2 separate regions of the Homo sapiens genome follow, and region 1 is linked to region 2. The links are chromatin loops, found by intact Hi-C in ENCODE. Cell type or tissue: HepG2. All regions are shown on one strand. Links, peaks and the distances in the headings refer to the core of each region. The heading gives the core; the rest is flanking DNA. Region 1 holds the start of LOC105376420 (a long non-coding RNA gene). Region 2 has its middle 10 kb from the start of BEND7.

What was found. Hi-C counts contacts between places; a loop is a spot of excess contacts. Peaks named below come from ENCODE experiments on the same cell type or tissue, not always from the same donor. Only the 100,000 strongest peaks of a DNase experiment are listed, where the experiment ranks them.
Region 1: a loop joins it to region 2, with 10 times the contacts of the local background. A loop is called at or near these places in 6 of 110 quality-filtered maps.

The regions. Positions count from the first base shown.
Region 1 is chr10:13,407,326-13,422,890 of GRCh38, reverse strand. LOC105376420 (a long non-coding RNA gene) reads right to left here and starts at 8,860. Exons shown (of 3, transcript NR_188196.1): 1 at 8,701-8,860; 2 at 7,635-8,043; 3 at 1-156. It overlaps LOC105376419 (a long non-coding RNA gene), which reads right to left. Exons shown (of 3, transcript XR_930671.3): 3 at 13,342-13,682. RefSeq lists enhancers at 6,040-6,089, 12,249-12,755. In HepG2, for the core only: a CTCF peak has its summit at 7,764 (motif pointing left); a DNase peak (open chromatin) is centred at 7,870.
Region 2 is chr10:13,531,320-13,546,884 of GRCh38, reverse strand. No RefSeq gene overlaps it. Among named protein-coding and RNA genes, the nearest start is that of BEND7, 10 kb to the right of the region's middle. In HepG2, for the core only: a CTCF peak has its summit at 9,949 (motif pointing right); a DNase peak (open chromatin) is centred at 9,964; H3K27me3 peaks cover 2,408 bases.

The DNA.
Region 1 (15,565 bases), core at 4,061-12,060, 120 kb after region 2:
TCGTTATGAAGGCACTGCAATCATGTCTTCTCTTGTTGGTTTGAAAGCTTGTTTTTTGTCGCTGTTGATCGGCCTTTGGAAGGTCTATCCTAAGGACAAATTCCTTTGGTTCTGCAATGCGTCATCGCTGCAACCATACCTTAAGGCTCAGAACACCTAGGGAGATAAATAGAAGTTAATTTTGTTATCTGGGCTTTATCAGTAAATTTCAACTTGGAAAGATTACGTGACATGCCCTAAGTCCCACATTCAGCCACACTGGGAAGGCTGAGCACAGTTATACGCAGAGCCTTAACATACTGAAGACAGAATCTGGGGGATCCCAGGCTCATCTCTTACTTTACTGTCGATCTCAAAGACAATCAATAGAGGCCCAGTGCAGTGGCTCACACCTGTAATCCCAACACTTTGGGAGGCTGAGGCAGGGGGATCAGTTGAGGCCAGGAGCCCAAGACCAGCCTGGCCAACATGGTGAAACCCCATCTCTACTAAAAATACAAAAATTAGCTGGGCGTGGTGGCAGGTGCCTGTAATTCCAGCTACTCCGAAGGCTGAGGCACAAGAATCACTTGAACCCAGGAGGTGAAAGTTGCAGTGAGCCAAGATTACACCACTGCACTCCAGCCTGGGTGACAGAACAAGACTCCATCTAAAAAGAAAAAAGAGAGAGAGAATCACTAGATTCTAACATAGTTTTCCTTGCATTGCATCAATAAAGCAACATTGTTATGAAGGCATTGCAATCTTGTCTTCTCCTGTTGGTCTGAAAGCTTGTTTTTTGTTGTTGTTGATCAGCCTTTGGATGGTTTGTTTGGTTCTGCAGAAGCCAGGAGGGTTAGGGGCTGTTAGACTGAATTATGGGCCCCCCTCAATCTCCCAGAATCCATATGTTGAAATCCTCAGCCCCAGTGCCTCAGAATGCAAGTGGGTTTGGAGATAGGGTCTTTGCAGAAATCATTAAGTTAAAAATGAAGACATTAGAGTGGGCCCTAGTGCTAATTCTAAAACCTGGTGTTCCAATTATAAGAAGATTTTGACACAGACACACACAGAGGGAAGAGAACTGTGAAGCCATGGAGAAAAGACAGCCATCTGCAAGCCCAGGAGAAAGGCCTAGAGCAGACCCTTCCCCCACAGCCCTCAGAAGGACCAGCCCTACAGACACCTTCAGTTGCACTTCCAGCCTCCAGAATGGTGAGAAAATACATTTTTGTTGCTTTAAGTGGCTGCAGCCTGAGCATAGTAACACCTGGGCCATTGCAGCTGCCCTATGCATGATGATTCAGAGGCCTGAGGTGTCCTGATCCTGAGCTCTACACCCCAAGACAGTGCTTCTGAAGCTAATGGTGCCAAATCCAGAAACCACAGACTGACCGGTTATTTGGTGCTTACACACCCCACGTCTGTCCTAGATACCCTGGAGACACAGCATCAGGCTTCCTCCCCAGCAAATCTCAGTGGAGGGTGTGAAATTGGAGGCTTCTTGGCCAACTGGTCTGAGGTTGAGTTGAGCTCCTACCTTTCTCTCAACAATCTCTGGCTGGGGGAAGTTTTTCCTGGGAAATCCTCACTCACATGTGGATTTGTGGAGGCTATGCCCACCCAGACCCTCTGTTCTGACATTTTGTTCAAGAGGGCCACATTGTTCTTATAAGGCTCATAGCCACGCCGCCCTCTCCCCCAAGTCCCACCTGTTCCCAGCAGCCCTAACTCGAGTCCTTTTGTGGACAAAGAGGAACAGAGAGTAACGAGACACTGTGCTGAGCACTTTCCAGGCACGATCGCATCTCACCTTTACTGCCTCCCTGAGCGGAAGGCATCACCCTCTCTCAATCTGCCAGATGGCGAAACTGAAGCACAGACAGGTCAGGAACCTGCCCCAAGCTCACACGGCTCACGAGTGAGGGGAATGCATTTGCTCTTGAGTTTCTAAGGCCTGTGCTTTGCTGGTACACAATGCGAGAGAGGTAACCAAATGGCCTTGAACTCCTCTCCCTCCAAGGTAACCACAGGGAAAGGTCCAGCCAGGACCTGGCCGGGTTAGTGCTTGTGACATTTTGTCTCTGGAAGTTTCAGAATCTGTCACTGCAGAGGCTGGCAGGGATGTGCTTTTCACAGGCCACAGTGGCTCATGCCTGTAATCCCAGTGCTTTGGGAGGCCAAGGTGGGAGGATAGCTAGAGGCCAGGAGTTTGAGACCAGCCTGGGCAACAGAGCAAGACCCCATCTCTACAAAGAAAAAAAAAAGTACTGTGCCACTCAAAGAGACCCAAAAGATTACTTCCAGCTCCACAATGAGGCAAACACAGAAAGTGAGAGTAAGCGTTCAGGAGCACCCACACACATTTAACAGACCAATGCTATGTTGCAAGAATCTAGTCATAAAAAAGAAACGAGCTTATATTTTCTATGGTTTTTTAATACAAAAATTTCAATTTCTCATCACATACTAGAGCCCACTGCAAATAAACACCTGGGTCCTGGCCGGGCGCGGTGGCTCACACCTGTAATCCCAGCACTTTGGGAGGCCGAGCCGGGTGGATCACGGGGTCAGGAATTCAAGACCAGCCTGGCCAAGATGGTGAAACCCCATCTCTACTAGAAATACAAAAATTAGCTGGGCCTGGTGGCATGTGCCTGTAATCTCAGCTACTCAGGAGGCTGAGGCAGAGAACTGCTTAAACCCGGGAGGCGGAGGTTGCAATGAGCCAAGATTACGCCACTGCACTCCAGCCTGGGCGACAGAGCGAGATCTCCGTCTCAAAAAAAAAAACAAACCTGGGTCCTTACCACTGATAGTTTGAGAAGCCCTGCTGAGACAGCGGTCTCAGTCACTGACTAAGGATAAAATGACATGGAAAAAGCTGGAGCCCGGGAAATGCAGGGATTCTCTCCAGCTGCAAGGGCCACGCGGGGGATGTCCAGCCACCAACGTGAGCCCCTCAGCTGCCAACGGCACCCTTAGTAAGGGGCTTTCTGGAATAGTCAAATGGATAGTGCCCTGGAAGTTGAGAATTTGGCTTTTAGTCTCAGGTTTGGGTTTTTTGTTTATTTTTGAGACGGGATCTGGCTGTGTCACTCAGGCTGGAGTGCAGTGGCACGGTCTTGGCTCACTGCAGCCTCAACCTCCCATGGCCCTGGTTTAGTGGTGTGACCTTGTGCCAATCATTTAATCCTCTGTCCGCTGATTTTCTCATCTGTAAGCTGGAGATCATAATACTGGTGCCTGCCTCATAGGGTTATTCTGTGGAATAAACGTGTTAATTTGTGAGCGTTCAGAGCAGTGCCTGAGTGCTATGTATGTGTTCACTATTATTACAATTAGGTAGAAGTCATTTTTCCTTCTTAAGCCTGTATTCTACTGAAATAGTTTTTAAACTACTTTTTTGGGATATTCCTTTGTGGAGGAGGTGTTTCAAGACTTCCGTAAGCATCTGACTTACATTTAATTTTTTTTTTTTTTTTTGAGACACATTCTCGCTCTAGTGCACAGGCTGGAGTGCAATGGTGTGATCTCAGCTCACAGCAACCTCTGCCTCCCGGGTTCAAGCAATTCTCCTGCCTCAGCCTCCTGAGCAGCTGGGAGTACAAGCGCACGCCACCACACCCGGCTAATTTTTGTATTTTTAGGAGAGATGGGGTTTTGCCATGTTGGCCAGAATGGTCTCAAACTCCTGAACTCAAGTGATCCACCTGCCTCGGCCTCCCAAAATGCTGGGATTACAGGCGTGAGCCACTGTGCCCGGGCTGTTCCAACTGTTTACCACAAAACTAGGCCTGCAGCTCTGGCCATTCATTTCTCAATTATCTGGGGAGAAATAGGGACGAGGCTGGGGATATAGGAGAAGGACCTCCTGACGGGACAGCAGGAAACCAGCCTGCCATTAACCACCCAGTGACCTCGGGCAAGTGCATGAACCTCCCAGCCCCTGAGGGTATGGGGCTCTGCCACCCTCTGTATCTTGAAGCAGGTGCTTTTGACAGCAGCGCCTCCTGTCCTTTAGATGAGTGGTCCCCGACCTTTCTGGTACCAGGGACCAGTATCATGGAAGACAATTTTTCCGTTGTCCTGGTGTGGGGGAAGGTTTCAGGATGATTCAAGCACACTACATGTATCGTTCACCTTATTTCTATTATCATTACATTGTAATATATAATGAAATAATTCTAGGCCGGGTGTGGTGGCTCACGCCTGTAATCCCACCACTTTGGGAGGCTGAGGTGGGTGGATCACTTGAGGTCAGGCGTTCAAGACCAGCCTAACCAACAAGGAGAAACCCCATCTCTGCTAAAAATACAAAATTAGCCGGGCATGGTGGCCCATGCCTGTAATCCCAGTTACTTGGGAGGCTGAGGCAGGAGAATCGCTTGAACCTGGGAGGCGGAGGTTGGTGTGAGCCGAGATTGAGCCATTACACTCCAGCCTAGGCAACAAGAGTGAAACTCTGTCTCAAAAAGAAAAAAAAGAAAAGAAATAATTCTACAACTCACCATAATGTAGAATCAGTGGGAACCCTTAGCTTGTTTTCCTGCAACTAGATGGTCCCATGCAGGGGTGACGGGAGACAGTGACAGATCATCAAGCATTAGATTCTCATAAGAAGCGTGCAACCTAGATCCCTGGCTGCGCAGTTCACAGTAGGGTTTGTGCTGCTGCTGATTTGAGAGGAGGCGGAGCTCAGGCTGTAATGTGAACGATGGGGAGCAGCTGTAAACACAGATGAAGCTTTGCTTGCTCGCCCGCCACTCACCTCTGGCTGTGTGGGCCTGATTCCTAACAGGCCACTGGCCAGTACCAGTCCATGGCCCAGGTGTTGGTGACCCCCGCTTTAGATAACCAAACAAGCAGCCAGGCCCTGACATAGACTCATGTAGAACCCCACCCTCTTCCCACTCCATTTTCGAGGCCATCCTGGTAATAAGAAAGTAACCAAAAGACAGCAAAGAGAAGGAAGAGGGCCTGCATGAGGATCTCACCCCAAGACCGGGCTAACTGTGGTTTTGGGCTCCTGTCCTTTGCCTGGGAAACCTGAGCGTGTCTTTGCAGTTGCTCCCATCCACAGGCCTCTGTCCGACTGGCTTTCATCCCAGCCCACTTAACTTTCCTGCCCAAGAGATACCTGTGGTTTCCACCAGCCGCATGCTACTCCCCCGCCTGAAATGCTCCTACTCCTTCCTGCCCTCGGGGACCAACCAGACCCAGCCTGAAGGCCCAGCTCAGTCCCTCCTGCTTCCCTGCCTCCCTTATCTCCTTATTGTTTATGGCCCTGTTTCACTCCTGCCCCTGTGCTATCCCACAGACCTGACATTTGCACAGCATTCATGGTTGACAGGGCATGTTCACTGAACCCTCAAAATACATTGATCTGTCAGCTTCTAAAACAAATCACCAGCTCTGGTATCTTAGGGCTACTGTAACAAAACGCCATACATTGGGTGGCTTCTCAACACAGAAATCGAATCGTTCTGGAGGCTGGAGATCCAAGAAGTCCAAGATCAAGGCAGATTTGGTGTCTGGTGAGGGTGTGCCTTCTGCTTCATAGACAGTGCCTTTATGCCGTGTCCTCACAGGGTGGAAGGGGTGAGAGGGTTCCCTTGGGCCTCTTTTATAAGGGCACCAATTCCATTCACGAAGACTCCACCCTTGGGACCTAATCACTTCCCAAAGGCCGATCTCCTAATACCATCACCTCAGGGGTTAAGATTTTAACACAGAAATTTTGAAGGCACACAAACATTCAGACCACACATCCAGGGAGCTGAGTGGGATTTGTGCCCCCACCTGCCTGCCTAGTGTCACTGGATAGCTGCCTACAGTGGAGGGCTGGCAAGGGACTATTGTGCACTTTATGTACACACACCACCTCCTGTGAGCTTGGCATAACACCCGTGAGGTGGGTGGTGGCTTCTTTTTTAGAAACTTCAAAAGTGAAGCTCACTTTCAGTCTGGGCTCAGACTTGACATCTGGTATACCAAACTGTCTTACAAAGAAATAAGCAGAAGCTGATCACATGCTGAAGCTCAGGGCCAATGCAGAGCCCATAAGAGTCAGAGATAGGTCCAGCCCTGTCTATACGATGCCAAAGCCCCTCTCTCCCACCTCAGTTTCAGCCAGGCCTTGCCAGTCCACCCTTCTCCCTCCTCTGTCACCCCTGCCCTTGCCCCTCAGTGGTTGAGGCTCTACAAAGCCCCCTGGCAGTCAGGGAACACGGAACCCTAGAATCCTGAGAGGAGGGTCTGGACAAGGCAAATCAGTTCTCTACCTGGGAGTCACACAAGACCTCCTCTCCACGTAGAGAGCAAATCAGAGGCGGGGCTGTTGGGTACCAAGGGGGCATCTGTCCACTAGGAAATGTGCAGGGGCATCACTTTTGTTTAGGGTTGGATTTGGGTTGGTCGGCACAGTGGCTTGGATCCAGAGCCACTCGGATATTTGATGGCGTTGAGGATAGCCCTGCCAAACACCCTGCACCAAGCAAGTCAGTCCTGTAGAAGGAAGGTCTGCCCACGCTGCTAGTACGTCCCTGTGAGGAATCACTGAGTCCCATCAGCTAGCTTTTCCTTTAGTATCCTCTCCTTATTGTTTATCATCTTGACATTGGCCCAAAGGGCTCAGTCCAGCACTCTGGACTCCACTGCCTGCTCTCAGGCTGCTGGAGGAGACCGGCATCCAGAAACACGTGACCGAGCCTCTGTGCACTCGGGACTTTTAATCTCCTTAATTGAAACTGGCCTCTTGGGAGGCAGATCTGCATTGGCCCTGAGCTTCAGCATGTCATCAACTTTTGCTTATTTCTTTTAAAGATCAATTGACACACCATAGTATCCAATCTTCTCCCTGAATATCGGACCTATTTGCCAACCAGAAGCAAAACCAGAAACACACACACTTAGAAAAACAGCTCAGGAAACAAAAGTGCCTGATAAAAATATGGAGGGAAACATTCTGTCTCATGGTGACTTAGCGTTATACAAAAGGCCAGTCAAAACTCCATTACCAAGGAAAGATGTAATCACATGGGAAAGGAGAGATGGGAGAGGTTGGGGGAAGAGTAAGCTGCCTGAAGCTCACAAGATAAATAAGCTGGGCTGGAGAATATCTAAGAACCAGCTGCAAAAAAAAGATAAAAAGGGAAGAAAAGTGAAACATCTTTTTTTGTTTGTTTGTTTGTTTTTTGAGACAGAGTCTCACTCTGTTGCCCAGGCTGGAGTGCAATGGTGCGATGATCTTGGCTCACTGCAACCTCCATCTCCTGGGCTCAAGCAATTTTCCTGCCTCAGCCTCCCAAGTAGCTGGGATTACAGGCATGCGCCACCACGCCCAGCTAATTTTTGTATTTGTAGTACAGATGGGGTTTCACCATGTTGCCTAGGCTGGTCTTGAACTCCTGGCCTCAAGTGATCCGCCCACCTCAGTCTCCCAAAGTGCTGGGATTATAGGCGTGAACCACATTCCCAGACAAAATATCTTTTTAAATTGAAAGAAAACCAACATCAAGAGATTCGTTTGAGTGTCCAGATTTGTGTTCATCCAGATATACCACGATCACTCCGAAGCAGCTAGAGCTGGTTTACAAACCAGCTTGGCAGGTCATATCTCTTGGCAAAGCCTCTGATAAGGGCCCCTTACCTACCAGACTGATCGTATATCCTGGACATATCTCTCTGGGGCTCTCCTGTGCAATGCTGGTGGGTCATTTCACCAACTGGGCACTGGGCTTTGAAAGAACAGTCCTAGTTGGGGTGGCGCCACCTTGTGACTTCCAAGCTCTTGGTTCTGTTTCTGCACCAGCTGCATGGGATTAACACCAGGGCAAAAGAAGCAAGAGGCAGGACCTTAGAGGCAAGAAAGCCCAGCACTGACAAGTCAATTAATCACTACTGTGCATGTCAAACTCAGTGCAAACACCTTGCTTCCTGTTCTTCTGAAGATCAAGTCCAGAGTCCAGATTTTAAAAGCACAAACATCCAGCTGTTTTGCTGTTGGAAAGTTCCACTTACAAATCAATTCAAGGAGAAAGTACTTCTTAGTCTCCATGTTCCCTACATAGAGGAAAAAAAACATTTTGTCTACCCTCCTATGTTCAGTTACTGAAGCCTGCAAATTAAATGGATAAAAGCCAGATTAACAAGAGAAATATATAATAATTTTATTTGATGCTAATATTTTTTCTTACACAGGAGGCCTCACAGAAAATAAGACCCCAGGCTGGGCACGGTGGCTCTTGCCTGTAATCCCAGCAATTTGGGAGGCTGAGGCGGGTGGACCACTTGAGGGCAGTTGTTCAAGACTAGCCTGGCCAACATGGTGAAACCCTGTCTCTACTAAAAATACAAAAATTAGCTGGGTGTGGTGATGTGCACCTGTAAGTCCCAGCTACTTGACTTGGGAAGCTAAGGTAGGAGAATCACTTGAACCTGGGAAGCAGAGGTTGCAGTGAGCTGAGATTGTGCCACGGCACTCCAGCCTGGGCAATAGAGTGAGACTCTATCTCAAAAGACAAAAAAGAAGAAGACCCCAAAAAAGTAGTCAGACTCAGGGGTTTATATACCATTTTAACAAAGGGTGATAAATTGTGAAGTGACTAGACAAAGGAAAGCAGATCATTTAGGCTTCTAGGAGTGGTAAATTGTGGAAAGATAACTAAGAAATGTACAGTAGATAAGGGATGAATAGTTGGATTTGTTAGGCAGACTCACCTTGGTAATGTCTCCAGTGATAAGTCATCTCCAGTGATTAACAGTTATTCTCCTCTTCTGGTATTGGAGAGAGGCACCACTTCACAATTCCTTTACAAGTGGAAATTTATGTTACCTTTACAAAGGGAAACGTGGCCTGCTTTTAGGCAGAAAGAAGAAGGACAGAGAGCTTTTCCTGTGGCTGTATTTTCCCAATTGCCTTCAGCTCAAAATAATCCTTAAACCAAAGTGGCATATTCTGGGCCCCTTCACCTAGCAGCAGGAAAGTGACGTAATGATGAAGGAGAGGGTGAACGCTGTAAAGACAAGGGCTGTAACATCATCCATCATCACTAAACCAGGGTCTAAGGGTGCTGAACATATAGTAGGCACTCAATAAATATATGTTGAATGAATAAATAAATCAGTGGCTGGCTGGCTGGCTGGATGGATGGATGAATATTGGATAAAATAGGATTGGAGCAACTACATAGTGTGGAAAAGAAAATTGCAGCTTATCGAATGCTGGCTCCCATAAAATACCACCAAGGCAACATGTTGATAAAGCAAAGCTCATGGCAGTAAGAAAAAGCACTACCCTGGTGGTCATAACAATGTCTGAGTGGGACAGATAAATTCAGAGTGTTTATGATGTTTAAGAGTCTGGTTTAAGGAAGGTCTTTCAGTGTGGGGAAGTCTAAGATTGAATAGGATCATGATATAATCCAAGATCATGGAGATAGCAAGGTGAGTTAACAGTCATTTGTTGCAATCTACCAAAGTTAGGCAGTTTTAAGTAAGTTCAGGGGAAATTCCTAAAACAAACACTAAAGTTACTTGCAATCTTTAGCTTTCTGGGCAAGTGTTTCCTGCCACAGTGAAATCATGTTGGTTGATACAGTTTGGATCTGTGTCCCCGCCCAAATCTCATGTCGAACCATAATCCCCAATGTTGGAAGTGGGTCCCAATGGGAGGTGATTGGATCATGGGAGTGGATCCTTCATGAATGGCTTAGCACCTTCCCCTCCATGCTGTTCTCATGATGGTGAGTGAATTCTCATGAGATCTGGTTGTTTGAAAGTGTCTGGCAGCTCCCCCACCACATCCTCCTGGTCCAGCCATGTAAGACGTGCCTGCTTCTCCTTCACCTTCCATCATGATTGTAAGTTTCCTGAGGCCTCCCCAGAAGCAGAAGCCACTATGCTTCCTGTACAGCCTGTGGAACCGTGAACCAATTAAACTTCTTTGCTTTATAAGTTGCCCCATCTCAGGCATTTCTTTATAGCAATGTGAGAACAGACAAATAGATTGGTAAAGACAGTGGAATAGTAAAGTCATGTTACGAAGACCACATGGTAGTAGTCATATAATGCAGACATAAGCAAGCTTATGTGGGTTTCGGTGGTTTCAGTCCTCAAGCTAATGGTCTTAAGTAAACTCTTCTTCCACAGTGTGGCACATACAGACAAGTAAACCACGTTTGTCCACAGGAAGACCAGCAGACCTTAAGTGGGCCCCAAGATAGAGGTGATGGTTAATTTCTGGTCATCGAGGCTGAGCCATATAAAGGAGAGGTAATTCAGGAGGCCAGGCACAGTGGCTCACACCTGTAATCCCAGCACTTTGGGAGGCCGAGGCAGGCAGATCACCTGAGGTCGGGAGTTCGAGACCAGCCTGACCAACATGGAGAAACCCCAACTCTACTAAAAATACAAAAAAATTAGCTGGGTGTGGTGGCACACGCCTGTGATCCCAGCTACTCGGGAGGCTGAGACAGGAGAATCACTTGAACCCAGGAGGCAGAGGTTGCAGTGAGCCAAGATCACACCATTGCACTCCAGCCTGGGCGACAAGAGGGAAACTCTGTCTCAAAAAAACAAAAAGAAAAGAAAAGAAAAGAATTGAAAACAAGGACTGAAATACATACCTGTATGCCAATGTTCATAGCAGCACCATTCACAACAGCCAAGAGGTGGAAATAACTCTAGTGTTTATCAACAGATAAATGGATAAATGGTATATCCATATGATGGGAGCTTTTTCAGCCATAAAAAGGAATGACATTCTGACACATGCTGCAATATGGATGAACCTCAAAAACATTATGCCAAGAGAAATAAGCTCAACACAAAAGAACAAATATTGCATGATTCCACTTCTATTAAATACCCAGAATAGGCAAATTCATAGAGACAAAGTACTTTAGAGGACACCAGGGACTGAGGGGAGGGGAAATGGGGAGTCACTGCTTAATGGGTACAGAGTTTCTATTTGGAGCAACAAAAAGTTTTTGAAATAGATAGTGGTGATGGTTGCACAACATTATGAGTGGAATCGATGCCACTGAATTGTACACTTAGACATAGTGAAAATAGCCAGGTATGGTGACCTGTTATCCCGGCACTTTGGGGGCCTGAGGCAGGCAGATCACGTGAGCCCAGGAGTTTGAGACCAGCCTGGGCAACATGGCGAAACCTCATCTCTACAAAAAAAAAAAAAAAAAAAAAAGCTGAGTGTGGTGGCACACGCCTGTAGTCCCAGCTACCCAGGAGGTAGAGGTGGTAGGATTACCTGAGCCCAGGAAGTTGAGGCTGCAGTGAACCGTGATCACGCCACTGCACTCCAGCCTGGGTGACAGTGTAAGACCCTGTCTCAGAAAAAAGACAGTCTCACAATTAAAATAAAATGTCTCACAAATAAAAATTAAAGCGCACACACACACATACACATATAAAACTGCGTGTGTGTGCATGCTTTCTTGTTAATTGTGGCAAATCACTATATTATATATATTTTATCACAATTTTTTTAAGTTGTAAAATAAGAAAAATGAAAAATTCCAAGATGGCAGCAGCATAGCATTAACCAAGTCCAGGGTCCTTCTGAGCATGAGCTCTGTGTGAAGCCAGCCCTGCTGAGAGGACGCAGAGCCCAAATCTAGGTGTCATTCCAGCTCCTGGAGACCGAGAGTGAAAGAAAGTGCCTCACTGGGCACTACTTCTGGACTCCAGAATCTACTCAGTGATCAACGAGGATGATCAGGTGGCTCACGCCTGCGGTCCCAGCACTTTGGGAGGCCAAGGCAGATGCATCGCTTGAGGTCAGGAGTTCAATACCAGCCTGGTCAACATGGTGAAACCCTGTCTCTACTAAAAATTAAAAAATTAGCAAGACATGGTGGTGCACGCCTGTAATTCCAGCTACTCATGAGGCTGAGGCAGGAGAATCACTTGAACCCAGAAGGCAGAGGTTGCAGTGAGCCGAGACTGTGCCACTGCACTCCAGCCTGGGCGACAAGAGTGAGACTCCATCTCAAAACAAACAAACAAACAACAACAACAACAACAAAAAAAACATATATTAGTACCAATGAGAGGTGGAGAAGGGAATGAAAAGGTGGGCAAGGCATAGCTTTGTCCCAAGAAACCTAATAAAAATCAGATTGCTTGCCACCTTGGCCACTCGCATCTTTGGTGATCAATCCTTGATCTGGGCTTTACTGAGCAAAAAGAGTGCCCTCGTGGCAAGCCAAACCAAACCAGTGACCTCAAGATGAGCTTCCAGAGCCTGGAGGCTACCTCTTGCTTGCAGCAAAAATATACACGTTCACTCACGGCCTTCAGCTCTTTCACCTCTGGGTGATCACTCAACGGGAGGGTGGGGACTCTGCCTGCTGCCAGAGACCAGATCCCAAACCAAACATCCCCCATTAAAGTTATAAGAAACAGTTCTCTGGCTCCAACCCTGTCTACCATTTGAGTGCCTCAGCCACCCAAAAGCTTCTCTCACCATTTCTGGGACATTTCATGGGTATTTGTGATTCTCTCAGCAACCCCATAGTACGCAAAACTTCCTCCAATTCTAACACTGGTTTTCCACAAGGATAGGCGCTGCCTCCACCTCTGAAAGCCTGGAAGCCCCAGGAAGGTGCCTCACCCCAGTCCTGCCTCCTACGCACATGCCTGTGGCCAAGCAGGACGTCAATCCAGCCCCTGTGCTATGCTCTTCCTCCCTAAAGAGGAGAGAAGCCTGAATCACCCCCAGCGCCCCAGCATGGGGCCATGGTGTAGGTTCTCAGGTACTCCTAAGATCCTGAGGAAGGTCTGGGAGGACGATGTGTGGCCTTGCTGGGCTAAAAGTTGCCTTTCGGGGTTGGTGCCAGGCCTGGGATCTGCCCCAACAGCCCTCCAGGCAAATCCGGATGGGGCCTGAATCCTGGAGATTTCAGTTTGATCTGCAGCTCCTGACACACCAGAAGTGCAGGGCCCAGGCTGCTGCAGCCAAAACATCACAATACACCTTCAGTCCCAATCCCTTCTCCTCTAACGCACTAGGACTACCGATATCACAAGCACGAGCCTGGCTTGAGAGACGGGAGCATAAAACAGCACAATGTTCCAGTTACCGCCTTTTGGGGGTTTTGAGTGAAACCACTCTTCTTTTAATACGGTAGTGAACAGATCAGCTTTTTCAAATTTTTTTTTTAACCGTTAGATATTAACCTTTGGAAAATGTGCTGAAATAGTGCCCCCTAACGGGGGTCCTTCACCACCACACTCTGCTTTCACGTTGCCACCCATCTGTTACAGGAAAAGGACCCTGATCCAGACCCCAAGAGGGGTTCTTGGATCTCACCTAAGAAAGAACTCAGGGTGAGTCCATAGAGTAAAGTGAAAGTTTATTAAGAAAGTAAAGAATCAGGCACAGTGGCTCACGCCTGTAATCCCAGCACTTTGGGAGGCCGAGGCAGGCGGATCATGAGGTCAGAAATTCGAGACGAGCCTGACCACAAGGTCTGGACTTCGAGAGCTGCCTGGTCAATATGGTAAAACGCCATCTCTACTAAAAATGCAAATATTAGCCAGGCGTGGTGGCGCTTGCCTTTAGTCCCAGCTACTCGGGAGGCTGAGGCAAAAGAATTGCTTGAACCTGGAGGCGGCGGTTGCAGTGAGCAGAGATCGTGCCACTGCACTCCAGCTCGGGCGACAGAGTGAGACTCCATCTAAAAAAAATAAATAAATAAATAAATAAAGTAAAGGAATGAAGAATGGCTACTCCATAGACAGAGCAGCCCCCGGGGGCTGCTGGTTGCCCATTTTTATGGTTCTTTCTGGATGATATGCTAAACAACGGGTGGATTATTCACGCCTCCCCTTTTTAGACCATATAGGGTAACTTCCTGACGTTGCCATGGCATCTGTAAACTGTCACAGCGCTGGTGGGAGTGTAGCAGTGTGGACCACCAGAGAACACTCTTGTCGCCATCTTGGTTTTGGTGGGTTTTGGCCGGCTTCTCTACTGCAACCTGTTTTATTAGCAAGGTCTTTACGACCTGTATCTTGTGCTGACCTCCTATCTCATCCTGTGACTTAGAATGCCTTAACCATCTGGGAATGCAACCCAATAGGTCTCAGCCTCATTTTACCCAGCCCCTATCCATTCCTGAGAGCTTCCTTTGCCAAAAATGTGCCTTTAACAATAAGAGCTAACATTTACTTAACACGTTCTTAATCTGAGGCTGGGTCGCATGATCTCATTTCATTCTTACAACAACCCTGTAAGAGAAATATTATCTCTCCCTTGCAAAACAGAGAGCATGTTCAGGAAGGTTAAGTGACTTCCCCAACATCACAGGCTAGTTTGTGGGGCTAAGATTCTTCCTTATCCACATGCTGTCAGGATCCAGACGAGACGTTTATCCTCCTATACCCGGGCTTGAATTCCAAGGAACCACTGGGCAGCCTTCACATGTACAAATGTAGGCACAGTGAGCTGATTTGTAATAATAACAGCCAATATCTGAGTACCTACCAAGTGCCAGGCAATATACATAGAGTCTTTCATTTAACAACTCAAATGTGTATATATATATATATATATATATACTTTCTCTTTTTTTCAGATGGCGGAGTCTTGCTCTGTCACCCAAGCTGGAGTGCAGTGGCGTGATCTCAGCTCACTGCAACCTCTGCCTCCTGGGTTCAAGAGATTCTCCTGTCTCAACCTCCTGAGTAACTGGGATTACAGGCACGCACCAATACACCCGGCTAATTTTTGTTTTTGTTTGAGACAGAGTTTCGCTCTTGTTGCCCAGGCTGGAGTGCAATGGTGTGATCTTGGCTCACCACAACTTTTGCCTCCCGGGTTCAAGCGATTCTCCTGCCTCAGCGTCCCGATTAGCTGGAATCACAGGCGTGTACCACCATGCCCGGAAATTTGTTTTGTATTTTTAGTAGAGACAGTTTCTCCATGTTGGTCAGGCTAGTCTCGAACTCCCGACCTCAGGTGATCCACCTGCCTCAGCCTCCCAAAGTGCTGGGATTACAAGCATAAGCCAGCCACTGTGCCTGGCAACAAGATATATATTTATCCCCATTTTACAGATGAGGCTCCTGGAGCTCAGAGTTTGAGCAACATCCCTGACTATGAGGAGTCATTGACAACTTGGGCTCTGGAGCCCAACTGCTTAGTTCAAATCCACCTCCCCTACTTACTAGCTGTATGACCTCGGACAAGTTAGTTGACTTCTCTGTGCCTTCATTTCCCCATCTGTACAACAAATGACAGTACCTATCTCATAGGATTACTATGAGAATTCAATGAGTGCTCAGAACTGTCCCTGTTACCTAGTCAGAGCTCCATAAATAGGCAGGTTGTTGTTATCCTCCTCCAAAGTCCATGCTTTTGCTCCATGAGATGGCTTTGTCGCCCAATCTCTACTGAGAGATTAAGAATATGCTGCACATTAAAATATACAGGTTTCTTTTTACTGCAGTAATGCTAAATGCTTAGATGAAGGAAGAGATCAAAGGTAGTCCAAATTCACCTACATTACAATTCTCCCTGACGTTCTCAGGGCAGTGACGCTAAGCCAAGAGAATGAGC
Region 2 (15,565 bases), core at 5,027-13,026:
AATATAAGTTTATTAATCTCATGGCCACACATCGTATCACACACATATTTAACTTTATGAAGAGAAGGGGAGGAAAGGAGATAAAGAGAAAATCCATAATGTCATCAAGGCATGAATAGATAACGTCAATTTATTTTTTAATGTTGCTGTTGGGAATTGCTCTTTTAGCTCTTCCCAGGGAATACTAAAATATTTTTTGAGTAACTCATTTGCTGGCAAAAACTGAATTGAACTGTTTATATGTATATTTATAATCTCAATGGATCCTACTTTGAGTGAATATTGGTTAATTTTGTTGCATTTATATTAATGGGTTCCATTACAGAGTGGAGACTCGGGCCCCACAGATGGTATTATGTAGCTTATTTTTGGACTGGGGCTATAGATGCACACACTTGTACATATAGAGTTTGTGTATCTGTGGCCCCACTCCAAAAATGGCCACTGCAATACTTCTCATTCCCACAAATTCTTCCAAAACGTCCACTTCTCATCAAGAGGTGAGGCCTGTTTCTTCTTCCCCTTGAAACTGGGATTTTATGCCTGCCTTGATGGATAAAAAGCAGTGGAATAGACACTGTTTGACTTTCAACGCCAGGTCTTCAAAGGTCATATGGCTTCTGCCTGTCTTCCTTTTTCTCTTGAACTTCCTGCCCTTGGAACCCAGTCACCATGTCCCAGGCCACATGGTGAGGTCACATGGAGGTGTTCTGACCCACAGTCTCTGCTAAGGTTTCAACCACCAGCCAACACCAACCACTGGACATGCCAGCAAATAAACCTTAATGTGACCCCTGCCCTGGGCATGCAAGCATCCCACCTGTTGGCCAAATGGAGCAAAGAAAAGCTGCTGCCACCAAGACCTGCCCAAAATGCAGATTCATGAGAAAAGTGAATGTTTTTGTTGTTTTATTAAAACCCACTAAGTTTGGGGGTAATTGTTATGCAGTCATAGGAACTAGATTACCATCATCTTACATTAAGATGTGAACAATTCTGAATTCCAAAACCTTCCAAAGGTTTTCAGATAAGACATGTACACTATAATCATGCATTTGTATATCTATTTTTCAGTGGAATTAGAAGTTCTCTGAAGACAAGAACTAAGTCTTTTTATCTTGGTATTCTCAGAGCCAGTGTCTAAGAGTTAGTAGGTCCTCAAGGCATGTTTGCTGAACTAATGAAAGAATAAACCAAAGAAAAAACACAGTTCGAAACAACTGGCTATTTCAAAATAATTATTTGAGTCTATGCTTTTATTCAACCCAGTCCATTGCCCAAAAATAACTTAGAATGTCTTATTTTTATAATTATTTTCAGTTTATAAACCATAAAAAATTTCATTAGCTTTCCTACTTTGTTTTTATCCTAAAATATTATCTATTATGATCATGTATTTTGTCTATCAAACTATGTTCCAAATTATCTTTGGCTGTTTCCAAAAATCAAATGCATCATTAAGGACGAATGTTTTCCCATTACTGAGACTAATAAAAATAATTTGACATAAACTCTGAAGGTGATTCCAAAACAGGAGATCGCATTGTTTTTGAACAATGCAGTGCTCAAATGCCATGTAATGCAATGAGGTGTTGATGCAAAGACTTCAGCATCCATGGTGACACCTTTAGAAGAGACAAAAACCCCACTAATTTGGAGTGTAAATTCTATGTTGCATAACAAAAATATAAGTTTATTCATCTCATGATCACATATCATATCACACAAGTATTTATGAAGAGAAAGGGAGGAAAGGAGATAAAGTCCATAACATCATAAAAGCATGAATAGATAACATCAATTTCTTTGTTAATGTTCCTGTTGGGAATACCTACGGTATGAGTCCGTTCTCATGCTGCTAATAAAGACATATCCGAGACTGGGTAATTTATAAAGGCAAGAGGTTTAATGGACTCACAGTTCCACATGGCTGGGGAGGCTTCACAGTCACGGTGCAAGGCAAAAGAGAAGCAAAGGCATGTCTTACATGGCAGCAGGCAAGACAGCATGTGCAGGGCAACTCCCATTTATAAAACCACTGGATCTCCTGAGACTTATTCACTATCATCAGAACAGTCTGGGGGAAACCTCCCCCATGATTCAATTATCTCCACCTGGCCTTGCCCTTGACACATGGGGATATTACAATTCAAGATGAGATTTGGGTGGGGGACATAGCCAAACCATATCACCTACTTTAGCTCTTCCTCGGGAATGTTTGAATGATGAAATAAGTAAGGCACTACTTTTACAGTTTCGCTGCCCAACATTGGTTTGGTTCAACTTTAATAAATCCTTGCTGCCCTGTTTTCCTCCTTCCTCACTTTAAGTCAAGGGCTTGAAGGGGGTTGCATGTAAGAGCAGCTCAGCATCATTCACATTCAGAGGAAACATCAATGTGATAGCAAAAAGAGAAAAAAGTTATTGAAATAAATATAAACACAGTCTCTCAAAAGAATGTCAAAAGGGGGATGAATCTTCCAACCCACAGCAGAAGTTCTTGAAAAGCTGATTTCACCTTTGCCTTCTCTCTGATATGGCACAGAGCCCAGCAGGACATCCCCTTCTTTCTCTTCCTATTCTTCCGTAATCCCTCTCTCTACCCCTCTCCCTCCCATGCCCCTTCCCACATGCACCCCACCGCATCCTTCTTTCTGTCCTACCCATCTCAACTTCTGAATCTGTTCTTTTCTCCTGGATGACTAGCTTGCTGCCTTTTCTCTATCAACTAAACTGGCCTTGACTTCATTTAGTTCCCTCCTTCTTTCATTAACCCAGTCCTGTACAATTCTGGGCCCAGGAACACAGCATGGGTGACAACAGAATTCTCTTTTTCAAGGCAATGAGTGGGAGAACCTGGAATCCTTAGGCACATATACATATACATATGTATATGTTGTCATAACAACACCTTACACATGGAATTATATTTCCCTAAATAGTAGTAGTAATATGGGTAACCTCATCTATATCTCTATAGTTAGGGTATCATAAAATATACCATGGTCTAGGCCCAGTGTGGTGGCTCATGCCTGTAATTCCAGCACTTTGCGAGGCTGAGGCAGGCAGATCTCTTGACATCAGGAGTTCAAGACCAGCCTTGCCAACATGGTGAAACTCCATCTCTACTAAAAATATAAAAATATAAAAATTAGCTGGGCATGGTGGTGTGCACTTGAAGTGCCAGTTACTCAGGAGGCTGAGGTAGGAGAATCATTTGAACCCAGGAGGTGGAGATTGCAGTGAGCCGAAATGGCACCACTGCACTCCAGCCTAGGCAGCAGAGCAAGAAATAATATATATATATATATATATATATATAATATATATATATATATATATATATATATATATATATATATATATATACCTTGGCCTGACTCCAGATGAACAGTTCAGGGACCAGCTATTCACCGATATATATTGCTGCCTATTTGGATAAATTGGTATTGATTTAAATGGATGGGTATCTCATCCAATTGAGAGCTATCTCATCACTGAGGCTACCTTAATCCTGGGGTCCCCCTCGTTGGACCTGACATCTCAGCACCAATTTCAAAGGCCTGGAAATTGCCAAGGACCTGGCAATGAGTGTCAAGTATCCTGTCTTCTATTCCCCAACCCCACTCCACTCTGAACTCTGAGCCCTGGGTGAAGTTCTGGGAAATGAAGGGTGAGCAAGCTGCAGGAGTAGAACTTCCCATTTACGATAGGGTTGCCAAATAAAATACAAGACACCTAGTTCAATTTGAATGCATAATTTATTAGTAGAAAGCATGAACCAAATGTTTCATGGGACATACTTATACTTTTTAGAAAAGTATTCATTGTGTGGAATTCAAATTTAACTGGGTGTTCCTGTTTGATTCACCCCCTAGATCTTGTAACCCTAATTTATGACATTTGGTGACAGAATATCAACCAGGAATACCTAATGCTTAAAATGAGAATTCTCAGGTACATAGTGCCTCTTGAGTTGCCCACAAAAATATACCTAAAACATCAGAATATTTAAAAGTCAGCCTCTAAGTACGGCAGGTCAGACAGAGGCAGTCTGAAGCATGAAGATGCTTAGGTAGCTGAAAGTGTTTTATTGGTGTACTACAGACAGAGATCAAGTCAGCTTATGCTTAAAGAGTAGATGAGGTTGGAACCCTGCGAAAATTTACTTGTCAGCATTACTTGTATAGATGAGTTCAAAGTCTCCTCTTATTCCCTGGAAAAGGCATTGGGAATTTCAAAGCAAAATACTTGCAGGAATGTTTTATTTTATTAATTATTTTTTGAAACGAGGTCTCGCTCTGTTGCCCAGGCTGGAGTACAGTGGCATGGTCTCGGCTTGCTGCAACCTCCACCTCCCGTGTTAAAGTGATTCTCCTGCCTTAGCCTCCTGAATAGCTGGTATTACAGGCACGTGCCACCATGCCTGGCTAATTTTTGTATTTTCAGTAGAGACGAGATTTCACCATGTTAGCCAGGCTGGTCTCAAACTCCTGACTTCAGATGATCCGCCCGCCTGGGCATCCGAATGTGTTGGGATTAAAGGAGTGAGCCACCGTGCTCAGCCCCATTTAGCTTTTAAACAATTATTTAGTCATATGAAGTTACACTGCTGTAGTTTCAATATCTGCTAAGAATTGGGGTGAGAGTACTTTTTTCTTTTTTTCTAAGAATAATCAGGATTGAAGATAAGAAAGTGAGTTAGCCACATTAGACTGTATTTATCACTTTGAATATTCACTTTTCTACTCAGTCTGTGTTAGATTTTTCAGGAAAAAAAATCATGAGCTTTTTGAGCACTTTTGTGATGCCTACCACTATCACTCTTTAAATTTTCCTAGTCAGTGTAGTTTGTTTTATTGTAGCATCTTTGGTCTTTAAGTTTTCTCAATTTGGCAATGTAGATTTCCTTCCAATTTTAAAACATTCGCCGGGCATGGTGGCTCACACCTGTAATCCCAGCACTTTGGGAGACTGAGTCGGGTGGATCACTTGAGGTCAGGAGTTCAAGACAAGCCTGGCCAACATGGTGAAACCCCATCTCTACTAAAAATACAAAAATTAGCTGGGTGTGTTGGCGCATGTCTGTAGTCCCAGCTATTCCGGAGGCTGCGGCAGGAGAATCACTTGAACCCAGGAGGTGGAGGTTGCAGTGAGCTGAGATGGCACCAATAAACTCCAGCTTGGGCAACAGAGAATGAGAGACTGTTTGGTCCCCGCAGTCAGTCCAGACTAAGGAGTGTGCTTGCTCAGCTCAACAGCAGTCCCCATGGTGCATGGAAGCACACAGCCACTCCCCATTGCCTGAATAGTATGGGGTCCCGAACAGGGAGTTTGGGTCGATGATGAGATGGAGCCTGAGTGAACTCAGAGCATCTCAGAGATCAGAGCAGAGAAACAAGAAGAGGCATTTTGGGTGTGTTCAGAGAAGTAGGGCAGGGTGGGGCTTCAGGGTGAAGGTTCAGGCAGGAGCAGGTGAGGGACTAGCTTGCTTTTCTTTTCACTGAAGAATTCCAAAAATTATTTCGCATCTTCTACTCTGTTTGAAAAGAATGCTATTCTACTGAAATATGACTGCAGAGTTAAAGCAAGTCTGTTAAATCTCATCGAGGAAAATAAACCTAGACTCACCCGACCTGGCAACCTCTTCCTGCATGTCCCCTCTCCCCATCCGCAAACACTGACCTGTCTGAATTCCATTCCGTGTTGCTTTTAGTGTTTTTGATGTGGTGTCTGATGTGAAACACAGCAGGTCCTTCTCATCTTAACAGCCTGCTAACCTATGCACTCACTGAATGCCGAAGCAATCTCTTAGATACCCTCATTTCCTACAGGGGCTGGAACCTAGAACAAAGTGCTGTGGACATAAGCAGGCATTGAGAGTGAATTAATGAATGCAACCTCCAAATTGCTAACATTTAAAAATACTAATTAGTGGCTGGGCGTGGTGGCTCACACCTGTAATCCCAGCACTTTGGGAGGCCAAGCTGGGCAGATAGCTTGAGGTCAGGAGTTGGAGACCAGCCTGGCCAACATGGTGAAACCCCATCTCTACTAAAAACACAAAAATTAGCCAGGCATGGCGGTGCACGTGTGTAGTCCCAGCTACTCCGGAAGCTGAGACAGGAGGATCACCTGAGCCTGGGAGGCAGAGGTTGTGGTAAGCTGAAATCACACCACTGCACTCCAGCCTGGGTAACGTAGCAAGACCCTGTCTCAAAAAATAAAAATAAAAATACTAATTAGTATAATATGATTGCTCTCAAAAATAAAACAGAATGGAATCACAGAGATTCTCTTGCCTTGACAGTTCTTAAGGCAGACTCCTTTAGAATGAGACTGAAGTGCAAAGTCGGGCAAGTGTATAATAGACTTCAGTCTCCTGAGTTGTCAGTTCGGCAACCTCCACTAGAGTTAAATTAGCCATAAGAAAATGAATGAAAGTGCCAGCATGCTATACACATCAGGAAAAAGAACAAAATGAAATCATATTGACAAAATACGTCTCTCTTTCCTCTAGAATTGTTCATTTGATCTTTGTCCCAAACCTTCCTTGACATGATTAACCAAAGATTGAAAATTGAAGATATGAGACACATAAAAGGTTATTTGAACCTGTAATCCCAGCACTTTGGGAGGCCGAGGCGGGTGGATCACCTGAGGTTGGGAGTTCGAGACCAGCCTGACCAACATGGAGAAACCCCCCCGACTTTACTAAAAATACAAAATTAGCTGGGCGTGGTGGTGCATGCCTGTAATCCCAGCTACTCTGGAGGCTGAGGCAGGAGAATCACTTGAACCCAGGAGGCAGAGGTTGCAGTGAGCCGAGATCACACCACTGCACTCCAGCGTGGGCAACAGAGCAAGACTCCATCTCAAAAAAAAAATAAAAATAAAAATAAAAATAAAAAGGTTATTTGATTATCTACTCTGGTTTTGAGGCCACATGGACAATTACACATTCCCTATAGAAATATTTTCTAGAGCTCTGTCCATTCCATTCCCAGTACTCTAAATGTCTTGAAGTCTTTTTCCGAGGAGCTTATTCCAGTTAGGCTGAAATACCTGACAGTTTTTCTAAAACTTCTATTACAATTTGTCTCATTTAAATTTTGCCCCATTACTCCTACTTAGACCCTCTTCCCGTCACTGTCTTGTAGATAATTTTCATATTCCTTTTTAGGTATAATTTAACTGTGCTTCACACATTAACTTGAGTAGACAGTATATGGTATAAATTACAGAAAACAGCGATGTGTGAAGACACTCTGTGGTGAATAAATTAAGGCATTAATTTCAGACATATCAAACTAACACTTTTTAAATTTGTGGTTCCTCTGATTGATTTTCAGACCTGTTTCCAAGGTCTTCGGAATGGCGGAATTAAATGAAAGTGATTAGTCTAAAACTTCTAGCTTTACTTCATAGGTTGGAGATTGGCCATTCCTGATATAAATATATTCATATTTAAAAAAGGAAGAATGTTAAAAAGAGAATGTAACATGGAGGGCCTGTTCAGATTGAAGGCGATGTCGGCACAGGTGAAAAAGATTGGGTTTATCAGGAGGCTGAGGCAGGATAATCGCTTGAACTGGGAGGCGGAGGTTGCGGTGGGTTTAGCAGCGCTTCAGATATGATTGCCTTAGTTGGGCAGTCGGGAGAGAATAAAGACTGTCCATTGGGAGAGGACTTCATGACCCACCGGGTATTTGCTAATGCATCTGAATGTGCTGAAGGACTGAACATGTTCATAATATGAAGGAAAGATTTTTTAAAAGGAGAACCTCCCTCAAATTTAACCAAAATCTCTATGTGCAAAGGAAAAACTTCCCAGCACAGGCTCTCCTGAGATTCGGGAATTTCTGACTTCCACACTGATAGAGAATTACAGACATGGAGCTGGCACTGAAACACACACACACACACCACAACCACCACTACCACCACCATCAGCACCACCCACATTCTTTTTCCATAATGATGTTACAAGAAAGGGGTCCGCGTCCAGACTCCAAGAGAGGAAGAATTCAGAGCGAGTCCATAAAGTGAAAGTTTACTAGGAAAGTAAAGGAATAAAAAAATGGCTACTCCATAGATAGAGCAGCCCCAGGGCTGCTGGTTGCCTATTTTCATGGTTATTTCTCAATTATACGCTAAACAAGGGGTGGATTATTTGTGCCTCCACCTTTTTTCTTTTTTCTTTTTTCTTTTTTTCTGTCTTTTTTTTTTTTTTTTTTTTTTTTTTTTTGAGACGGAGTCTTGCTCTGTAGCCCAGGCTGGAGTGCAGTGGCGCGATCTCGGCTCACTGCAAGCTCCGCCTCCCGGGTTCACGCCATTCTCCTGCCTCAACCTCCTGAGTAGCTGAGACTGCAGGCGCCCACCACCATGCCCAGCTAATTTTTTTTTTGTATTTTTAGTAGAGACGGGGTTTCACCGGGTTAGCCAGGATAGTTTCGATCTCCTGACCTCATGATCCGCCCGCCTTGGCCTCCGAAAGTGCTGGGATTACAGGCGTGAGCCACTACGCCCGGCCATGCCTTCCCTTTTTAGACCGTATAAGGTAACTTCCTGATGTTGCCATGGCATTTGTTAACTGTCCTGGCGCTGAAATGTAGCAGTGAAGATGATCAGAGGTCACTCTCGGGGCCATCTTGGGCCAGCTTCTTTACTGCAACCTGTTTTATCAGCAAGGTCTGTGTGACCTGTATTTTGTGCCGACCTCCTATCTCATCCTGTGACTTAGAATGCCTTAACCGTCTGGGAATGCAGCCCAGCAGGTCTCAGCCTCATTTTACCCAGCTCCCATTCAAGATGGAGTCGATCTGGTTCACATGCCTGGGACAGTGAGGCTTGGGAAAGAATCAAGTCTATCTCTGTTCCCAGTTTTTTCTTCACAGTATTTATCACTGATGCTACATTTTTAGTTTATTTATTATTTATCTCCCCCCACTTCCCACCTAGAATTTAAACTCCACGAGGACAGAAAATGTGTTTTGTGTTGTTCACTTCTGAGCCCCCCAAGTCTAGAAGAGTGCCTGGCTCATCCTAGGTAGTCAATAGATACTGGTTGAAGGAATGAATTCATTTACTTGGCACTGATTCTCTAAGGAATCAAAGATACACAAAGATACACTTCTCTGCTAGAAAGAGCTAGAAAAGAAAACAAAAACTTATTATACTGTGGAAAGAAGTTCTTTAAATTCCTAATGGTAAGCTTTGAGATCGTATTAATCCCTAATCAATAAAGCAGGAAGCAGCTCAAATCTGACAATCTTTTTTTTTTTTTTTTTTTTTTTTTTTTTTGAGACAGGGTCTCCCTCTGTCACCCAGGCTGGAGTGCAGTGGTGCAATTTTGGCTCACTGCAACTTCTTCTGCCTCCAGAGTTCAAGCGATTCTCCAGACTCAGCCTCCTGAGTAGCTGGGACTACAGGCATGAGCCACCACACAAGGCTAATTTTTGTATTTTGGCAGAGGTGGGGTTTCACCATGTTGGCCAGGCTGGTCTCCAACTCCTGAGCTCAAGCGATCCACCCACCCCGGCCTCCCAAAGTGCTGGGATTACAGACGTGAGCCACTGTGTCCGGCCAGATCTGACAATCTTCTTAAAGGCACTAGAGATGAGGCTCCATGAGGGCACAGGCTGTGCCTCGCTTGTCTTTTTATATTAGCTCATCCCACAGGCCTGGTATCTTGAATGAATAAGAGCCGACTGGAAGAGCTGACATAGATCACACTAGCCCCGGGGGTAAGCACTTAAGTGCATCAATTCATTCACTCTTCACAATATGTGAGAGGTACAATTAGTGTCCCAGTTTCCAGGTGAAGAAAACAAGGCATAAGAATATAGAACTACCAGTCCTTAATGGCTTGCCTCTCCGCTCCAGAGCCACCCTGCTTTGTGACCCTGGAGCTGGCGGCACATTAGGTCTTGTCAACAGAGGGCACCAGAGGGACGCCGCAGGACCACAGTCTTGGGAAGCCCCTTCCTGTGCAGGATCTGGTCCTCCATTGTTCCTGTTCAGTGTGGGAGCTCAGGGGCCACCTTGGCAGAGCTCCAGCTGCATGCTCAGGCCACAGTGTTCTTACAGGTAGCTGCTTCTGCAGACTAGCTCTGGCCCTCACCTTCTGGAAAGTCATTTGCCTGCAGCAGCCTGTGTGCTCTTAAAAAATAAGACTGAATCCCTGCCTGGGGGTGGGGGGTGAGGGGACCCTCCTCCTCCCTCCTCCTCCCTCCTTCCTTTAGCATCCCCTCTCCCTCAGCAAGAGGCAGTGGCTGCTTCTGTGCACCTGCTACTTCTGTACCCCTTAGACGCCTCCATTACCTTTTAGTAACTAACCGTCTTCTAAGACTTAACAATTATTTACATTAAATTTTCCCTGGGTATAGTATGAGTAGGGTAATATAGTGTATCAGATACAGAATTGGCCAGGGTTGTACCACCACGAAGTGATAAACCTGGGTTTCAAACCCAGGAAGTCTCCAGAGTGTATGCCATAAACTCCCATGCTACACTGTCACAAATGTTTGGGATAAAACTCGGGTTAACACTGCCTGCAGTCTGAATACTTCTAATGCTGCAGGAGGTATTTACTTACCTAGGAGTTTCATTCAATTGCAACAATGAGAATTGCAATATCATGGTAAGGTGCTCGATTTCCCCTCAGGTATGGCATGGACTAACACCAAATGACCATAAATTTGAATTTTTCAAATCACTTTCACATGCAGGATTTCACCTGTAAACAACTTGGCGGAGTTGATAAGGCACATGTTATTCTTTCTATAGAAAAGAAACTGAAGCTTACAAATAATAGAAACTTGCATGGTGAGTGGTAAGCAAGTCTCCCTAAACCCAGCCAGAATTTCATCTGCAATATCACTGTCTTGTCTCGGGGTTTAGTTACTCCAGAATCAATTTGACTGGGAGGAGGAAAAAGGAATCTCTGAAAGATCTCTACGTCCTAATCCTTGGAACTGTGAATGTTGCCTTATTTGGGGAAAAAAAAAAAAAAGGGCGGCGGGGGGAGGGTGGGGGTGGTTTGCAGGTGTGATTAGTTAAGGACCTTGTGAAGGGAGATTATCCTGGATTACATACACCTAAATGTCATTATAAGTGTCCTTATAAGAGATGAGGAGGAGACTTGCACACACAGGAACAGGAGATGGTGATGTGAAGACAGAGAGAGCAATGCAGAGATTGGAGTGATGCGGCCATAATCCAAGGAATGCCAGCATCCTGCAGAAGCTGGAAGAGAAGAGGAAAGAACAAGAAGAGGCAAGGCACAACTTTCCTCGAGAGCCTCTGGATGGACCTCAGCCTGGAGGTTGCCTTGATTTCACCCCGGGGCTACTGATGTCACACTTCTGGCCTCTCGAATGGTGAAATAGCAAATTTTTATTGTTTGAAGCCACCAAGTTTGTAGTCACTTGTTACAGCAGCCTCAGGAAACTGATACACTGATAAATTCAAGCTTAAGAGAAAAGTTTATACAGATAGAAGAAAATTTCTTAACATGACATAAAAACATTTGTAAACTCAGCTTCATTAAAATTAAGAACATTAAGATGAAAGCATGAGCTACAGATTGTGAGAAGACATTTGTAATACAAATATCCTCCAAAATACATACCTAGAATATAAAAAGAACTTCAAATGGCAAAACTGCAACTACTTTTGCACCAACCTAATAATTTTTTTTTTTTAGATGAAGCCTCCCTCTTGTCCCCCAGGCTGGAGTGCTAATGTCGCGATCTCAGCTCACTGCAACCTCTGCCTCCTGGGTTCAAGCGATTCTCCTGCCTCAGCCTCCCAGGTAGCTGGGATTACAGGCGCCTGCCACCACACCTGGCTAATTTTTGTATTTTTAGTAGAGATGGGGCTTCACCATGCTGGCCAGGCTGGTCTCAAACTCCTGACCTCAGGTGATCTGCCCGCCTCGGCCTCCTAAAGTGCTGGGATTACAGGCTTGAGCCACCATGCCCAGCCCAACCTAATAATTTTCAAAAGACCAACAACTCAAAAATGTTTGAACGGGCAAAAGATTGAAAGTGCTCATCACAAAAGAAGATGTCCAAATGACCAATACGCATAAGAAAATGTGCTTAATGTCATTGGACAATTGGGGAATGCAAATTAAAATCCCAGTGAGCTAAGATACCATTACACCCTCTCACTATGGCTAAAATTAATAGGACTGATAATATCAAGTGTTGGTGAAGATATGAGATAACTAGGACTCTCATACACTGTAAGTGGGAGTATATACGGATAGAATTACTTAGAAAAATGGCTGGGTGCAGTGGCTCATGCCTGTAATCCCAGCACTTTGGGAGGCTAAGGCGGGTGGATCACTTGAGGCCAGGAGTTCGAGACCAGCCTGGCCAACATAGCAAAACCCCGTCTCTACTAAAAACACAAAAAATTAGCTGGGCATGGTGGCACACACTTGTAATCCCAGCTACTAGGGAGGCTGAGGCAGGAGAGTTGCTTGAACCCAGGAGGCGAAGGCTGCAGTGAGCCAAGATCACACCACTGTACTCCAGCCTGGGTGACAGAGCAAGATTCAGTCTAAAATAAAAAAAAAGAAGAAAGGAATTACTTAGAAAAACTATTTTAATAGTAGTCTACTAGATCTAAACAATGTATATACTATAATACAGCAATCCTACTCATGGATATATGTGAGATAAAGTGTGCTTATGTGCACCAAAAGACATGAACAAAAATGTACAAGAATATCCATCGACAGTAAATTAAAAATTGTGCTACATTCTTATAATGAAATAATGTACAGCAATGAAAAGTGATGAACTACTGCTATAGCCAATGTCATGAATGAATCTCACAGGCATAACATTAAGCAAAAGAAGTCAGACAAAAAATAGCACACACTCTATGACACCACTTATATGAGGTTTAAGAGCAGGCAAACCCAAGCTATTGTGATAGAGGTTAGAAGTGTGGTTTCCTTGGGGGGCTATCTACTTTGAGGGGCCTCAGGGAAGCCTACTGGTGTGCTGGAAAAGTTCTAAATCTTCATCAGGGTGGGGGATACATGGATGTATATATAAGTAAAACAAATTAATTGAGATATCCACTGAAGGTTTGTGTTCCTTATCATATATAAGGTAGATCTTAAAAAGAACAAAAAAAAAGTATTTTAAAGAACCAAGTAAAAAAAAATAAGGTTCATGCATCATATTTAAGAGTCAGGAAACAGCAGACCATTCTAATTTCACTAAAAAATGGTCTTCAGAATGGATTTTTCTCATTTGCAAAATTGGAATATTAATATATACCAATCTCATAGAACTATTAAGAGTTAGATAATGCATACCTATGCTTGAGCTGTAAAAGAAGCCCCATATAAAATATAAGGTAATATTATTTGTGGAACATTCCAACTCTCATTTTCACTTATGAAATATCTTATAAATACTGCCTCCTTTCTCTTAAATTACAATCACCAAAACCAATGAAGTAAACGGGTGTAGAAACTGCATTAGGCCAGCAACACTTGGGAAACGGCAGCTAAAAGGAGGGCATCTATTCCTTCCATGACCGTCTGATGGGTGATTGTCCTAATGTTGAAAAGTGGATATTTATACATATTAAATCTTCCTGAAGGATTCCCAGAATCTATTTAATGACAGGATATTCAATTCCAGAAAATCCAATCAAAGATTATAAAAAGCCTGAAGCCCAATAATTCCATTCTGCTCATCTTCTTTCTGAGGTGTATTAATAAAACAGTTAAACAGTAATCAAGTTGTAGACATACTACATCTACGTACATAGCATGGTTCAAATCATACATTCCTTCTAAATCTGAGCTGCCCAGTATGGTCACCTGTAACTACATGTGACTATGGACAATTTGAAATTTGGCTAGTTTGAATTGATTTGTAATCTAAGGGTAAGATGCATACCAATTTCAAAACTTTGTATAACAAAAAGCATATAAACTATCTCAATAATAATATTCTCATATTATGTGTCAAAATGATAATATTTTAATGTATTCAGTTAAATAAGATAAATTATTAAAATGAATTTCATCTGTTTATTTTTACTTTTTTCAGTGTGGCTAATAGGACATTTTAAATTACATACATAGCTTGCATTGTATTTCTATTCGACAGCAGAGCTCTAAATAAAGATGAAACTTTTCATAATGCTATTCCTCTCAGGACAGTTTTCAGGAAGAGCATTTCAAGTATTAGCGGTAAGGTTACTTCAGGTTTTCTGGCCAAATTATCTGGCTTTGTCAAAGATTGAAACCAACATGTAATCTTTATAATCAAGTGGGTTTAAGCATGGCCATATAATAAAATGTTTGCCCTGCGTGATGTCATTGAATATTTGACCAATTATCTCTGATCTCCAGTAACACATAAACCTGTGGTTCTGGAACTTTAGGGGGCCTTTAAGAATGAGGCAAAGAGTGCTAGCTTCGGCAGCACATATACTAAAATTGGAAAGAATGGGGTAAAGAAATGACTTCAGTAGATCCCCTAGAAAACTTTCCAGGACCCCTCAATACAGACATTATATTTGAGTGAAAACAAGATGGCTACAGACTGATTTGTGTCCCCCACAAACTCATATGTTGAATCCCTGACTCCTAACGTGACTGTATCTGGAGATTGAACCTTTAATAGAAGGTAATTAAGGTTAAAAGAGATCATAAAGGCGGAGCCCTAATTTGATAAGATTGGTGGCCTTACAAGAAGAGGGAGAGAAAGACAGCTCTCTTCCTATGCCATGTAAGTGTAGTGGTGTGCAAGCTAAGAAAAGGGCCCTCGCCAGAAACTGACCCTGCCAGACCTAGATCTGAAACTTGCAGCCTTTAGAATGGTAAGAAAATAAGCTGCTGTTAAGTCACCCAGTATGTGGTATTTGTTAAGATAGCCCGAACAGGCTAATACAGTAGTCCCCCTTTATCCATGATTTCAGTTACCTGCAGTCACCTATGGCCTGCAAATATTGAATGGAAACTTCCAGAAATAAACAATGCATCAATTTAAAATTGTGCCCCATTTTGAGTGGCATGATGAAATCTTTAGCCAACCTGCTCCTTCCGGCCCAGAATAGGAATCATTCTTTAGCCTAGCGTATTCACATTGTCTGCACTATCTGCTCGTTAGTCACTTGTTGGCTTGGTTATTAGAAAACATAAAACAATAAAAAACACGGTATATATGGGGTTTGATGGTAACATAGTATATACGGGGTTCGGTACTATCCTCAGGTTCAGACATCCACTGAAGGTCTTGGACATACTCCCCAAGGATAAGGATCAGCTACTATATGGATACCTGCTACTTAAAGCAATCTCACTTTATGTTTTATTTTATATTTTAATTTTTTGGTAGAGACCGGGTCTCAGGATGTTATCCAGGTTGGTCTTGAATTTCTGGCCTTAAGCAATCCTTCTGTATCCCAAAATGTTGGGATTACAGGTGTGAGCCACTACACCTGGCCCCAAGCAACCTCATTTTAATTAAACATTATTATTAATTTTAATACTAAATGTGATATATACATTTTTGTTAGATAAGAG